2 separate regions of the Homo sapiens genome follow, and region 1 is linked to region 2. The links are chromatin loops, found by intact Hi-C in ENCODE. Cell type or tissue: heart right ventricle. All regions are shown on one strand. Links, peaks and the distances in the headings refer to the core of each region. The heading gives the core; the rest is flanking DNA. Region 1 has its middle 81 kb from the start of CD82. Region 2 has its middle 130 kb from the start of ALX4.

The links. Peaks named below come from ENCODE experiments on the same cell type or tissue, not always from the same donor. Only the 100,000 strongest peaks of a DNase experiment are listed, where the experiment ranks them.
Region 1: a loop joins it to region 2, with 6 times the contacts of the local background. A loop is called at or near these places in 2 of 110 quality-filtered maps.

What each region holds. Positions count from the first base shown.
Region 1 is chr11:44,480,625-44,488,956 of GRCh38, forward strand. No RefSeq gene overlaps it. Among named protein-coding and RNA genes, the nearest start is that of CD82, 81 kb to the right of the region's middle. In heart right ventricle, for the core only: a CTCF peak has its summit at 3,775 (motif pointing left); a DNase peak (open chromatin) is centred at 3,788.
Region 2 is chr11:44,432,797-44,441,128 of GRCh38, forward strand. No RefSeq gene overlaps it. Among named protein-coding and RNA genes, the nearest start is that of ALX4, 130 kb to the left of the region's middle. In heart right ventricle, for the core only: a CTCF peak has its summit at 4,389; a DNase peak (open chromatin) is centred at 4,585; H3K27ac peaks cover 1,727 bases.

The sequences.
Region 1 (8,332 bases), core at 146-8,145, 48 kb after region 2:
AAATCTATGGTGACTGACTCCATAATATGCATGTACTCCTAAGTGGGCCACATTCTCTGCTCCACACCCACTTTACAATAGGGAAACTGAGGCTCGGTCTGCCTAAGCACTTTCCCAGATTTACTCAGTGTGTTGGTGGTAGAGCTTGGACTTAACCCAATTTCAAACCCCATGTGCTCATGATGATGACCACACCCTTTCTGTTGGTGATCATGGGCTATAGGTGGCTGCCCAAGTTAAGACTGTTTACCCGTATAATTCTGGGAAACACTTCCTCACCCCTTGTTTATTGTACAGTAGCAAATTTTGCAACAGGAGAGAGGTCCCTTCCAGCTGTGAGGCTCCAGGGAATCCTGGGAGTGCCTGGGACTCATCTGCATCCTGTTCTTGCAGGGGGGAAAAAAGATAAGGCAGAGGAAACTGTGTTCTTCAAATGGTGCCACATAGGCCCCTAGGAGTTCTGAGATACCTTCTTAGGGGGCACACTGGGAAGGCCAGAGAATTATCACTGTCATTATCTGTGTTGTCCCATCCGTGCTTTGGTCTGTTTCATCCCTGTTTTGTGTCCGCTTCACATAAATTGAGATTTCTTGCAGAAAATAATCTGAAGAACGAGTTCTATGGCTTTTTAAAAGTTTAAAAACCACTCTGCTAGGGAAGGGTGTTTCACAGACCATTGGTTCTTTGAGCTGCACTTCACTGAAAGATTCCATGCTCAGATGTGTTTGGGAAACTTTGCTCACTCCAGCCCCTTCTTGGAGATAAATAAGGATCCTTAGCATATAAATGCTCTGAGAAGCCCTGTAGCAGAGAACATCTCCTTGGATTTGTTTAAGTCACTGATCCCCAAGATTATTTCATCATAAATTCTTTTGTCTAGTAAGTACCAATTAACGTCCTGCAGAACAGCGTTTTATGGAGCCCACATAGGGAACTCTTGGTTAAGGGAAACTCTAAGCCCCTTCTGGCCCTGCTATTGTTGAGGGGTGGCTGAAGAACCTGGCAGTGAGGATCTTGGTAAAGGGTACCCATGACCATGGTCTCCAAATCTCTGAAAGTCTCTCATTGGAAGAGGTGTTTTATACAATGGACCTTTAAATGAAACCCGCCTCAAACACCTGAGCTCTCATAACTTACTGGTGAAGGTATGAACTGGGTCCACTTTTCTTTACACAATTTTGACAATAGGTGTCTAAAATCTGAAGATGTGTGGCCAGGCATGATTACAGCCTCATACCTGTAATCCCAGTAGTTTGGGAGGCCAAGACAGGAGCCTCACTTGAGGCCAAGAGTTCAAGATCACCCTGGGGAACACTATGAGGCCCTGTCACTATTTAAAATAATAATAAAGTAAAATAAAATGGTGTGCATCCTTTGCCCCCAGCAATTCCATTTCTAAAACTTTATCTGAAGGAATTAATGACACCAGTGCACACAAAGAATGAACAAGGATGTTCATCCGGTATATTATCCTGCAAGTTGAGAACCATGTTCATTCCAACCTTAAGGACTGGAAACCAAAACTGTGGAACAATCATGCCATGGAAGTGAGTGGCCATTAAACACAATGTGTCAGCCTGGCTACAGTGGCTGACGCCTGTAATCCCAGAACTTTAGGAGGCTGAGGTGGGCAGATCACTTGAGGTCAGGAGTTTGAGACCAGACTGGCCAACACAGTGAAACCCCATCTCTACTAAACATACAAAAATTAGCCAGGTGAAGTTCTGTCCATTCCAGGATGTGGTGTCACATGCCTGTAATCCCAGCTACTCAGGAGGCTCAGGCAGGAGAATCCCTTGAACCCAGGAGGCAGAGGTTGCAGTGAGCTGAGATTGTGCCACTGCATTCCTTCCGGGGTGAGAGGGCAGGACTCTGTCTCAAAAAATAAAATAAAATAAAATAAAATAAAATAAAATAAAATAAAAGATAAAATAAAATAAAATAAAATAACACAGCGTGTCATAGCAAGAGAGGTCCACCATGCAGATGGAGCAGGAAGCAGTCCCAAAACAGGATGTAGGGTTTTGTGAGTGGAGTACAATTCTATTTTTATTAAAATAATATCTATATTAGTGCTCCTCAAACTAGCGAGGCGGAGGGATGACTTTACAACCTTCAATCTATTGCAAGTTGATAGTTTGGTACAGTTTGCAGACCACAGTTTGAATTGCCCTGTTTTATGCCATATAAAAGTTTGAGAGAAAATGCAATACAATGTCAAGAGTGATTTTCTGTAAATGGTAAGTTAGGGATAATTCTTTTTATTTTTTCTTATCTATATTTCAACTTTTGTACAATGAAGACTCATATCTTTTTAATTTTTGATTACTTTTGTTGGTACATAGTAGGTGTATATATTTATGGGATACATGAGATGTTTTGATACAGGGATGCAATGTGAAATAAGTACATCATGGAGAATGGGGTATCCATTCCCTCAAGCATTTATCCTTTGTGTTACAAACAATCCAATTACACTCTTTTATAAGTTACTTTTTCTTTCCTATTTCTTTTTTTTTTTTTTTTTTTGAGATGGAGTCCTGCTCTGTCACCCAGGTTGGAGTGCAGTAGCATGATCTCGGCTCACTGCAACCTCCACCTCCCAGGTTCAAGCCATTCTCCTGCCTCAGCCTCCCGAATAGCTGGGATTACAGACACACACCACCATGCCTGGCTAATTTTTTTTTTTTTTTGGTATTTTTAGTAAAGACAGAGTTTCACTATGTTGGCTAAGCTGGTCTTGAACTGACCTCAAGTGATCTGCCCGCCTTGGCCTCCCAAAATGCTTGGATTACAGGCATGAGCCACTGCGTCCGGCGTTTTTAGTTACTTTAGATGTACAATTAAATTATTATTATCTATAGTCACCCTGTTGTGCTATCAAATACTAGGTCTTATTCATTCTTTTTAACTATTTTTTAACTTATTAACCACCCCCACCTCCCACTACAACCTCACTACCCTTCCCCGCACCTAGTAACCATTTGGAGACACATTTTTTTAAAGTAAGAAATGTGAGCAAGAGTACCCTCCCTTGGGAAAGAGAGCTGCACATGTCCGAGGTACGGTTGTGAGCATTTATTTGAGGTTGTACAGGCTGCTCTGTTGTAGGGTGAGAAGCCAGGAGCAGGTGGCCAAGGTGCCTTCCAATTCCCAGATGAGACCCTTGTAGGACTAGACATTCATCAGTGGCTTTCTGCAGGCAGAGGCAGGCCTAGAGGCTTTGGTGCTCCTCTACTTCTGGAGCACCATCCCTCAGCCCCATCTCTGCCATCCCCACCCCTTCATCCTCATCCCTGGGTGCTGAACTGTCTGGCCATCCTTCCCTTGGCGGAGCAGGCCTCGCCTCTGGAAACCCAGGGCCACAAAGTGGTATGTCACCTGCAAAGTGCACCCCCACCAAGCCAGTGTCAAACCGCCAGACATCACGTCAGCACATCCTAACCAGAGTCTGAGCCCAGGAGGAGGTGTCCTGAGCCCAGCCCTCTGCCAAGGCCCCAGGGCAATGTCTGCCGGCTTTTCAGCTCAGTCTGGGGAGTTTTCCCAGGGACCTCCACCCTGCCAGGCTCCGCCAGCCTGAGGAGGAGGGAGGGAATGGAGGAGCAGCCCAGTTGTGGTTAGTATGTGGGGAGGGGAGGGAAAAATTCTCCCCACTGCCATTCCTGTGGGGAGGAAGCAGCACTGTCCCCCAGGAAGGGAGTCTGGCTTTGTCGTTGTTTCCTGAGGGGAAGAAAGAGCAGGGATGAGTTTCCAGATGCCAGCCATGGGGAAGAATGTGCACCCCCTGCTGGATGACAAGGTCTCGGTGTCTTCTGGTACCCAAGCCTGAGAGAAACCTGGTGGCCAGGGGACCTTGGCAGACAAAGCTGTCTGCTCAGAGCCACCACTCATTGCAGCCCCAAGAGGGAGGGCAGGGTGACTTTACGTAACTGTGGGTCTCTTCATTGCCTCCCCAAGTTCAGGCAGATCATGGCGGTCAGGGCACAGATCTGAGGATTTAGCTTGTTCTAGAGTTTTGCACCAGCCCAATGAGACAGTGTTAGTTTATATCTATTTTGCCAGGATATAAGTGAGGACACAGAGCAATGGAGTGACTAGATTGCTGAAGGCCACAGGACTGGGAGTGGCAGATCCTGGACTCAAACCCAGGCTAGGCTGACTCTAAAACACCATGCTTCTCTGCCAGGACGTTTTCTTCTAAGATGGTTAAGCAGGTAAGGACTGCTTCTAGGGTGCACCTGCAGCCCTTTCCAGAGAGCCTGGCCCCATCCAGAGCCCCTAATGCCTGGCATGTGAACAGTGCCCCATCCCTGCAGGAAGGCACATGAAGCCAGTTGTTGTAATGTGCCCACTGCAATAACATAGGACGCTTCCACCCCAGAAAAATTAACATATTAAGAGGGGACTCTGGGAAATCAAAAGTTTTCAAGGCCCAGAGGAGTGTGCATCTAATGGGATTTCAAACATGGTGGCATCTTTCTCCGTGAGGTTCTTCTTGGGCCTCTTCAAATTGTCCTCTGCCCTGCATCTAGCCAGCCCTAACATCGCCAGCCTACCTTGGGTTAGGTTTTCACCTGAATTCTGATGTCCATTAGCTCTGTGAAATTGGAAAGTCACCTACCCACTCTGAGCCTCAAGAATCAAAGGGGGTAGACTAGAAAGTAACTTGGGCCCAACTCTATCAGATACACCTGCAAGCACATGTCACCATTGCAGGTTCCTGGGCCCCACTCCAGCCCTAATGGCTGAGCCTCTCTGGAGGCTGGTTGCCTGGAAATCTGCTTTATGAATAGATTCCCCAGGTGATTCTGACAGGCACTAGAGTTGGGGAATCACTGACATAGAGATGTCTAAGCTCAGTTTCAGGCTCTGCATATGATAGTAAGGTTGGTGGACATTGCCTGTCTCTCTGTCTGCCTTCCTTCCCGTCACTCCACTCAAGCTCCAAAGGCCAAAGAGAAGCAGTGAAGGAGGGCCTGGCATATGGGGAGCTAGGGCTGCCCCAGCAGCTGCAGTAGACCATCAGCTAGTGAAGGGCTGGAGCCTCAGTCGGCTGAACTCCATTCTGAGACCTCAGGCTGGATCTTTGACTCTAGGGCTGGTTGGGCCTGGCCCCAAATCCAGAAATCCATGTAGGCTAGAGCCTGTGTAGGGCTACTGCTTTGGCTCATATTGGTGTCCTGGTCTGTTCCAGATCCCTGCCCTGGGCCACACCTCGGACTCCAAAGGGCTTGCTGTAGGCCCGGGTCTCCCTCCCACCCCTGGCCTTCCTAAACCAACCAGGTCTTTCTTCAGAGGTGCTTCAAAGTGACCAGCAGAGACAAGGGCCAGCTATGGGACTGGGAACCAGGTAATGGTGAGAAGCTAATGGTGGGCTTGCCCACCTGTCCCAAATATGGGGAAAACAAGCCAAATCCTAGAACACTGGCTGGGTTTCTGGAGTCACCTGGAAATAGGCCAGATCCTAGGTAAGACACCAGCAACAAGAGTCAAGTGAAAAGAGCATCTTAGAAAACAGGATTTATAGTGAAATCCAATCTTTGCAAATGTGTGTATGTCAATGAGTATGTGTGTGTGGATCTACATCTATATCCATATGGACCCAGTTGGGCTAAACATTGCAAGTTATAGGGCACAGTCTGCCACAAAACTGCCCTCACTTCAGACAAGTTTGGGGTTCCCTAGGGCTACCTTTGCTCAGACCAATTAGCTACACCCTCAAGAGATTCCCATGGGCTCCCCCAGGTTTGATAATTTACTAGAAAGACTCACAGAACTCAGTAAAGTGCTATCATTACAATGATAGTTTTATTATAGCAAAAGGATACAGATGGGAAGAGATACTGATGATGAAGTCTGGGAAGGTTTCAAGTAAAAGCTTCCATTGTTCTCGGGGACACGTCGCCCTCCTGGCACACATGGATGGCAGTATTCAAAGAGTATTGCCAACCAGGGGACCTCAGCAGAGTTCGGTGTCCAGAGTTTTTATTGAAGTGTCATCCCAGAGGCATGCTGGGTTGAATCACTGGAGGTGCACTTGAACTCAATCCCCAGTCCCTCTCCCTTTCCCGTGGGGGGCCTGAAAGCTTAAGGAGATGAATAACTCCTCCCTTCTCAGGCCCAGTCCCAAGGTGCAAGGCTACTTGTGCCAGAAGCGTGCGCCAGCAAAATAGCAGAAGCAGGAAGAGAGCTGGCGGGAAGACACCTACCGTGGCCGGAAGACACGTACCCCTGAAGATCTAGAAAGAGGCCATCCGGGTACTACGTAGCAGTTACGTCAGACTAGGACACTTCCTGTTACAGGAGACTATAAAACCTTTGCCCCATCCTCGCTTGGGGCTGACACCATTTTAGACGCTCATTAAAACAGCATGTTGCTCCACACAGCCTCGTGTTGTCTGTTGGCCTGCTCTGGAGGTTTGAACTGATACAAGAACCTTGCACCCCAGAGGCTGGGGCTGATAACACGTGGGTCAAAGCCCCCCAACCCTCTCATTATGTGGTTGGTCTTTCCAGCGTGGCCAGCCCCTGTCCTGAACTATCCTTTTACCATAAACCCTGCAGGGGACCACCGTGAGTCACTTGTTAGCATAAACTATCAGATGTGGTCTGAGGGGCCCACCATGAAGAACAAAGACCCTCCTATCACTTGGGAAATTCCGAGGGTTTAGAAGTCACTTCCCAGGGGCTGGGGCAAAGGCCAGGCAGACCCTTTATTACACAATATGTATGTAACATAGAAAAATATTCCTCTGGAGATTTCCTGGAGAGAGATCGCATCCCTCCAAATTTTCACTAAGGAGTTTTTGGGCCAGGCACGGAAGCTCTCACCTATAATCCCAGCACTTTGAGAAGCCGAGACAAGAGGATCCCTTGAGCTCAGGGGTTTGAGACCAGTCTGGGCAACATAGGGAGACCCCTATCTCTACAAGAAAAAAATTTTTTAAGTTAGCCAGGTGTGGTGGCTCATGCCTGTAGCCCCAGCTGCTCAGGAGGCTGAGGTGGGAGGATCGTTTGAACCCAGGAGATTGAGGCTGCAGTGAACTGTGATTGTACCACTGGGTGACAAAGCAAGATGCTGTCTCATAAATAAATAAATAAAGGAATCTTCCTGCCTTCTGCTGGATCTACTGTGGTTTCACAGAGTAAGCAGATTCGGATCTGAGGCCAGTCCCCATCTCCATCCACACTCGGGGCTTCCCCAGGGTCTAAGACCCTAAAGATCTGCTTCCTGAGGATAGACTTCTAGTTCAAGCTCAAAAAAATACCCTCCTGAGGACTCCTGTTTTTCCATTTTTCATCCTTGATGAAGTGGTTGGTGCTGGGCACACTTTCTATTATCAATAAATATAGAATCCTTTGAGACCTAGGCCTTAGGTCAGTTTTTCCTACCAGGTAAAACCTTGAGCCTCAGGGTTTTGGCAGGTGATAACTGCCTGGAAAAGCGGCCCACTGGATGCTGTGACATTCTGATCACCACTGCGTAAGAACATCTTAAGAAGCAGCTGGCTCTGCGGGACCCCACATGGCAATCCTTGGCCAGCCTCCCCCTGACCACCCCCCAGACTGGCCTCCCAGTGCCAGGGCCCGGCCTCCACTGGAGGGCAGTGGCATCTGGTTCTGCTTTGCTTGGGAAAACAGCTCTGCTTACAAATATTTGGCCTGTGGAGCTTCTTTCCCCACTCGGCCTCAGCTTGTGCCTGAAAATGAAGTGTTTCTGTAAGGGACCCAGAGACAAGGCTGGAGGCCGGGCAAAGGGGAAGCCTCTGTCTAACTCAGCATTTTCCCTAATGGAGACTGCATCCCCAGCCCAGCGGGGTGGAGAGGGGTCTGGAGCCTGGAGGTGGGTGGTGTTTCTGGATAGGAGGGCTGAGCTGGCTGCGGCCCACTGACTGCCAGCCACACTGAGACCCAGCACCAGCCCCAGTGGCACCACACAAGAGGGCCTCCAACTCTCTTCTGCCAACACAGGTCCTCCCCGCTCCCTCCCTCCCTCCCTCCTGGCTCTGGCAGCCATCTTGGCCCTCGATGCAGCCTTTGGGCCTGGAAAGCAGACGACCTGGGAGGAAGGATCTGGCAGGATGAGGCCAGCAGAGCTCTCCCAGAGAGGAGAGCCAGGTGGAACTAGGCAGAGGGGCTCTAAGCCAGGCATCTCCCCCTGAGAGCTCACAGACAAGAGGCAAAGCCACTCAAAGTTGCCAAGAGCCATGATTCATTCACTTGTCAATTACTAAGTTCCTACTCAGTGCCAGCTCTGAGCTAAAACCTGGGATACCATGGTGAGCAAAAGGGAACACCCTTTGTCCAGAACACCCAGCCCTCAGCTCTTCCC
Region 2 (8,332 bases), core at 260-8,259:
TATTTCCAAATGCAGTCACATTGGAGATGAAGGTTTCAACATAAGAATTTTGGGAGAACATAATTCAGTCCACAACACCTGGGTATGGGAAGAAATCAGGAGAACTAAGGAGTGACTTAGAGGTGTGTAAGTTCTTGTCTAGCATCCTTCTGCCCCATGCACTCAGTGGGACTGTTTATACCCATCACACCAGGAACGACTTTCTCATCCATTCTCCAAATGGTGTGTTCAGCCCACTAGCAACCCCAAAGTTGTACAAACCCCTCCTGTCTCCTAATGAAGATTCTTCCATATTATTCTAGATTCAGAAATAGAACAATGAAACTCTCGGTTATTCCCGAAGTGTCTCCTGAAGAAGTGATACATTAATGTAGGATCTGTGCCATATATCACCCCCAAGCCAACTTGCACAGATGTGTCTAGTAAAGGCAAGTTATAACTATAGCAGTACTGAAGCTATAGGGATCAATATCTTCAAATGGTTATTTGAACACTCTGTTCACACCTTCTTGGCAACAATGGGTCCACCTCCACAGAGAAAAACTCCTCAGATCCATATACAAAGTCTTTTTTTCCCCTATGTTTTCCAAGAATATTCCTCTTTTCCAAGCTCCATTCTCAGAGAGCTCATCAATGAAGCATATTGGGGGTGGTCTTCCCCCTATTCTTAGCTCCTTGAGCCTGAAGACTCCTTTGCACCTCAATTCTGTCATCTTGGGGTTTTGCTTTCTCCCCATGACATCAGCTGTGGCTACCTCTGGCCATTTTCCCTGCTTTCAAATTCTGTTGATCCTCCCTCTAGTCTTTACTGAGTTTGATACATGAAGCCCAAAACTCACTTGGGAGCCTTCCCAAGAGTTTTCTCTCCTTCCAGACCCTTCAGGGTGGTGCCAAGTGGGAGAAGATGGGATGCAATTCTCTGCCTTCCTGCAACTCAGCAAATTGCAATTTATGAGTTTCAATCCACATGAAAGGGCCCTCAATTAAATCTCCCCGGATTTATTTGGAATGTTGAATTAATTTGGAAAACAAGGGGAAAAATTCAACTTGGTTTCAGCCCAGCAAAGGGATCATAACATTCTACCAAATCCTGTCACCTCTTTGCATTTTCTCCATCTCCTGCTTGAGTACCTTCTTGGCCACAGAGTGTGGGGATTAGCCACAGGTAAAGTGGGGCTAGTGACAAAATTCTGCTCTGTTGCGAGGGTCATTTTGAATGGATCGTTATTCACCCAGAAGAGAGGAGAAAGCCCTGGACTGGATACAGGAGACCTAGGTTCTAATCTTGCTCCCCACTGTCTACTTTCCCTGACTTCTCAGATGTTCTTGAGCTCTGAATGATGTCTGAAGCCCTATGGATGAGTTTGCTCAGGAAGGCAGCAGTTACTGACAATTCCCTTTCTCCAAGGGCCTCCCTTTATGTAGTCTTGTATCCTAGATTCATTCACTGCCTGGATGCCAGAAGGTTATTCTGGAAACACAAATTGGATCATACCACCCACTGTGTTTAAACCCCTCAGCGACTCCTTGTTGTCCTAATGATAAGACCTGCAATTGTTGTATGGCTTGGGAATCCCTGCATGGCCTGGCCTCTCCCAGCTCTCCAGCTGCTTCCTGAACACACTCACCTCCCTCTACCCATCCAGGTCTCTCCATTCTGGTATACCTTCCACTACTCCCCAACCCAGTCTCACTGTTTGTGCATATGCCGAGCTGTTGGGCTCCATCACTCCTTCTTTTTAGAGACTAATTGACACCCATCCTTTCTTCAGTTCTCAGCTAGGTCTTTGCTTCCCCAGGAAAGACTTCTGGGACTAAGCCAAATGTTTCCTTTATTCTCCCCTCGACATTAAATTTCTGTTTTTTGAAGCAGTTATCACAAGAGTCTTTCTACATTTGTGTGTGTGCTTACTTCATTAACTTCTGTCTCTTCCATTAGACTGTGAGTTTCAGAAGGCAAGGACCACATCTGTTTGCTGTCACCATTAAATTCTCAATGCCTTATACAGTAGTGGAAATAAAGTATGCACTTGGGAATAATTGGCGAATGAATCAATGAGTCAATAAGCACGGAGGTTGGTTTCTCTTGTTCAAGTCATTGGTTGTGAACGACCCTACAGAGTTCTTTATGAAAGAGCAGATGGATCCTGCCTAAGTAAACAGGTGTTCCAAAGGCAGGTGGCTATTTGTACTGCTGGCCAGCAGCCAGATCCACGACATCTCCTGGGGATAAGGGGTGAAGCCAAGTTGAGGACCAGCTCCTGGTCATCTGTCAGGTGGGATAATCATGGTGCCCATTCATGGGGCTGCTGAGATTAAATGGGAAGCGATGTGTATGATGTTTTGTGCAGTGCCCAGCACAGAACAAGCGCTCAATGTGTATGTATATCTGTTCTTTCAGGGTCTTCTTTTTTTCATTTTTATTTTTTTGAGATGGAGTCTTGCTCTGTCTCCAGGCTGGAGTGCAGTGGCGCGATCTCAGCTCACTGCAATCTCCGCCTCCTGGGTTCAACTGATTCCCCTGCCTCAGCCTCCGGAGTAGCTGGGACTACAGGCATGCACCACCATGCCCAGCTAATTTTTTGTATTTTTAGTAGAGACAGGGTTTCACCATGTTGGCCAGGATGCTCTCGATCTCCTGACCTCATGATCCACCCACCTCAGCCTCCCAAAGTGCTGGGATTACAGGTGTGAGCCACCGTGCCCAGCCAGTATCTTCTTCTTTGTGTTGACTGCCAATGTACTCCCCTTCCCACTTCTGCTGGGGAAATCTGGAGGTCAAGACTGTAAACCTGAATTTGTATACACCTGTCTTCTTTTTGATTTTGAGATGGTCTCACTCTGTTACCCCGGCTGGAGTGCAGTGGCGTGATCTCAGCTCATTGCAACCTCCTCCTCCTGGGTTTAACCAATTCTCCAGCCTCAGCCTCTACACTAGCTGGGACTACAAGTGTGCACCACCATGCCTGGCTAATTTTTGTATTTTTTGGTAGAGATGGGGTTTTATCATGTTGGCCAGGCTGGTCTCAAATTCCTGACCTCAAGCTATCAACCTGCCTCGGCCTCTGAAAGTGCTGGGATTACAGGTGTAAGCCAAAGCACCCGGCCTCTTCTTTCTTACATATTTTGTGAGCCAGGGTTCTTGTTGGCTCCTTTCAGTGGTGGCATACTGAGAGTACAGTCTAGTTGCTGTAATAAAGAGAACCCTAGATACAGTGGCTTAAACAACCTGGAACTTCATTACTCTCTCATGTTAACAGTCCAGGGCTGGTGAGACAGCTTTGCCATCCTCAACACGTGACTCCCAGTAGTGGCCCCATGGTGGCTCTTCTGATTCTAGTCACCTCCCAGACACAGTGGTGGAAGGAGGGCAGACAGTGAGGACACACAGGCCCAGCCCTTTGAAAGGGAAGACTCAGAAGGGAACTTTTCACCTTTGCTTGTGTCCTGTTGGCCAGAACTTTGTCATGTGGTCAGGTTTAGTTGAAAGGAGGCTGGGAACAATGTAGTCTTGTTTCTGGTTACAACAATATCCCTACAGGAAAAGGGAGGAATGGAGAAGAGGGGACAACTCAGAGTCTGCCACCAGCACCAGAACTGCCCTCAAGGGCTGGGTTACCTCTTGGTCCCTTGTTGAGCCCTGGTGTTACACACAGGGCATGGCACATAGTAACCTCCTATGAATGTTGGGGAAATGAATGCATGAGTGAATAAACGGCTGAGGGAACAGAATCCAGAGAAAGCCCTCATCAAAGTGCTTGAGAAAATAAATACACAGATTGCCTACTTCTTCCCTAAATTCCACCTGTGTGACCTTGGGCAAGTTGCTTAAACTCTCCAAACCTCCATTGCTTCATCTCTAACATGGGGATAATAATAGCACCTTGCTCATAAGGCTGTTTGAGGAGTACGTTAGTTCATAAGTGTAAAGTGCTTAGAATAGTGCCTAGTACATGGTGTGCACTCAATAAATGATGGGTACAAATACTGTTATTTTAATATTATTACAAATAGTGCTATTGATGTACCAGCTCTCTCTTGGAAGATTCCACATCTCACGGGGTGCCGCATTATCCAGGGGTGTTTTCCTGTACAAGGGATGACCTTGAGAACTGCCATGGTAGCAGGAGGCCCCAGTTTCATCACCTGCCCCTTGAAAGGTCCTGTGCATACTTGGAAAGACCATCAGATTTAGTCGAATGAACTCTAGCACAAGTCCCAACTCTCCCATTTAATTATTGTGATTTTTAAGCAACAAACAAGACCTCTCTGAGCACAGCTCTCTTCAAAAGGAAGATGCTAATCACTCCCCATTGCTAGAAGGTTTCATGACACACTGCAGCTCCTTAGCTAAGGGCTTCTCCCCAGACAGTCCACCTCTGCCCCTACTGGAGAAGGAGTCTGTGAGGGGATTCTGGCCCTGGAATTGCAAGACACCTGACCCCACCTCCTCTGTGTGCTCAGCTGCCAAGACCTTGCCATTTCTGAAAACAATCGAACATTTCAGGAAAAGTGACTGTGGCCAAGTTGCTAATGTCCAGCAGCCATCAGAATCTGGCAGGCTCTCCCCACCTCCTGAATGGAGATGGTTTCCTTCCTGCCATTGCTAATGTTCCCTGCTCTGGGTGTGGGTAGGAGAAGTGGGAACCACATAATAAGGATTTGAAAATAGCTACTAGCCCACAGCAAGAAGTGGTTTCCACTTCACAGTGGACCAATTGCCTGATAGCAGGGAAGGGTGGTTGGTAGTTTCTGGGTCTGAGCTGGGCATCTGGGTTTAAATCCTAACACTATGGCCTGGTGCAGTGGCTCACACCTGTAATCCTAGCACTTTGGGAGGCCGAGGCAAGCAGATCACTTGAGGCCAGGAGTTCGAGACCTGCCTGACGAGTGTGGTGAAACCCCATTTCTACTAAAAATACAAAAATTGGCTGGGCATGGTGGTGTGCACCTGTAATCCCAGCTACCTGGGAGGCTGAGGCATGAGAATCGCTTGAATCTGGGCAGCAGAGGCTGCAGTAAGCTGAGATTGCAACACTGCACTCCAGCCTGGGTGACAGAGTGAGACTCTGTCTCAAAAATAAAATAAGACAGAGATTCAACAGACTTAAACATTCCTGCCTGCTGACTCTGAAGAGAGCAGCAGATCTCCTAGCACAGTGCTCAAGCTCTGCTAAGGGACAGACTGCCTCCTAAGTGGGTCACTGACCCCCATACCTCCTGACTGGGAGACATCTCCCAGCAGAGGTCAACAGGCACCTCATACAGGAGAGCTCCAGCTGGCATCTGGTGGGTGCCCCTCTGGGACGAAGCTTCCAGAGGAAGGAACAGGCAGCAATCTCTGCTGTTTTGCAGCCTCCACTAGTGATAATCAGGCAAACAGGGTATGGAGTGGACCTCCAGCAAATTCCAGCAGACCTGCAGCAGAGGGGCCTGACTGTTAGAAGGAAAACTAACAAACAGAAAGGAATAGCATCAATATCAACAAAAAGGACATCCACTCAGAAACTCCATCCAAAGGTCACCAGCATCAAAGACCAAAGGTAGATAAATCCATGAAGATGAGGAAAAACCAGCACAAAAAGGCTGAAAACTCCAAAAACCAGAATGCCTCTTCTCCAAAGATCACGACTCCTCGACAGCAAGGGAACAAAACTGGACAGAGAATGAGTTTGACAAATTGACAGAAGTAGGCTTCAGAAGGTGGGTAATAACAAACTAATCGGAGCTAAAGGAGCATGTTCTAACCCAATGCAAGGAAGCTAAGAACCTTGAAAAAAGGTTAGATGAATTGCTAACTAGAATAACCAGTTTAGAGAACAACATAAATGACGCGATGGAGCTGAAAAACACAGCACGAGAACTTTGTGAAGCATACACAAGTATCAATAGCTGAATCGATCAAGTGGAACAAAGGATATCAGAGACTGAAGATCAACTTAATGAAATAAAGCATGCAGACAAGATTAGAGAAAAAAGAGTGAAAAGGAATAAACAAAGCCTCCAAGAAATTGGGACTATGTGAAAAGACCAAACCTATGTTTGACTGGTGTACCTGAAAGTGACGGGGAGAATGGAACCAAATTGGAAAACACTCTTCAGAATATTATCCAGGAGAACTTCCCCACCTAGCAAGACAGGACAATATTCAAATTCAGGAAATACAGAGAATGCCACAAAGATACTCCTTGAGAAGAGCAACCCCAAGACACATAATCATCAGATTCACTGAGGTTGAAATGAAGGAAAAAATGTTAAGGGCAGCCAGAGAGAAAGGTCGGGTTACCCACAAAGGGAAGCCCATCAGACTAAGAGCGGATCTCTCTGCAGAAACCCTACAAGCCAGAGGAGAGTGGGGGCCAATATTCAATATTCTTAAAGATTTTTCAACCCAGAATTTCATATCCTGCCAAACTAAGCTTCATAAGTGAAGAAGAAATAAAATCGTTTACAGACAAGCAAATACTGAGAGATTTTGTCACCACCAGGCCTGCCTTACTAGAGCTCCTGTAGGAAGCACTATACATGGAAAGGAACAACCGGTACCAACCACTGCAAAAACATACCAAATTGTAAAGACCATTGACACTATAAAGAAACTGTATCAACTAATGAGCAAAATAACCAGCTAGCATCATAATGGCAGGATCAAATTCACACATAACAATATTCACCTTAAATGTAAACAGGATAAATGCCCCAATTAAAAGACAGACTGGCAAATTGGATAAAGAGTCAAGACCAATCAGTGTGCTGTATTCAGGAGACCCATCTCATGTGCAAAGACACACATAGGCTCAAAATAAAAGGATGGAGGAATATTTACCAAGCAAATGGAAAGCAAAAAAAAAGCAGGGGTTGCAATCCTAGTCTCTCATAAAACAGACTTTAAACCAACAAAAATCAAAAAAGACAAAAAAGGGCATTACATAATGGTAAAGGGATCAATGCAACAAGAAGAGCTAACTACCCTAAATATATATGCACCCAATACAGGAGCACCCAGATTCATAAAGCAAGTTCTTAGAGACCTACAAAGAGAATTAAACCCCCACACAATAATAGTGAGAGACTTTAACACCCCACTGTCCATATTAGACAGATCAATGAGACAGAAAATTAAAAAGGATATTCAGGACGTGAACTCAGCTCTGGACCAAGTGGACCTATTAGACATCTACAGAACTCTTCACCCCAAATCAACAGAATATACATTCTTCTCATCACACTTATTCCAAAATTGACCACATAATTGGAAGTAAAACACTCCTCAGCTAATGGAAAAGAATGGAAATAATAGTCTATCAGACCCCGTGCAATCAAATTAGAACTCAGGATTAAGAAACTCACTCAAAACCACACAACTACATGGAAACTGAACAACCTGCTTCTGAATGACTACTGGGTACATAACGAAATTAAGGCAGAAATAAAAATGTTCTTTGAATCCAATGAGAACAAAGACACAACATACCAGAATCCCTGGGACACAGCTAAAGCAGTGCTTAGAGGGAAATTTATAGTACTAAATGCCCACAGGAGAAAGCAGGAAAGATCTAAAATTGACACCCTAACATCTCAATTAAAAGAACTAGAGAAGCAAGAACAAACAAATTCAAAAGCTAGCAGAAGACTAGAAATAACTCAGATCAGAGCAGAACTGAAGGAGATAGAGACACAAAAAACCCTTCAAAAAATCGATGAATCCAGTAGCTGGTTTTTTGAAAAGATCAACAGAATAGATAGACCACTAGCCAGACTAATAAAGAAGAAAAGAGAGAAGAATCGAATAGATGCAATAAAAAATGATAAAGGGGATATCACCATTGATCCCATAGAAATACAAACTACCACCATCAGAGAATACTATAAACACCTCTACACAAATAAACTAGAAAATCTAGAAGAAATGGATAAATTCCTGGACACATACACCCTCCCAAGACTAAACCATAAAGAAGTAGAATCCCTGAATAGACCAATAACAAGTTCTGAAATGGAGGCAGTAATTAATAGCCTACCAACCAAAAAAAGCTCATAACCAGATGGATTCACAGCCAAATTCTACCAGAGGTACAAAGAGGAGCTGGTACCATTCCTTCTGAATTTATTCCAAACAATAGAAAATGAGGGACTCCTCCCTAACTCATTTTATGAGGCCAGGATCATCCTGATACCAAAACCTGGCAGAGGCACAACAAAAAAAGAATATTTCAGCCAATATCCCTGATGAACATCGATGCAAAAATTCCTCAATAAAATACTGGTAAACCGAATCCAGCAGCACATCAAAAAGCTTATCTACCATGATCAAGTCAGCTTCATCCCTCAG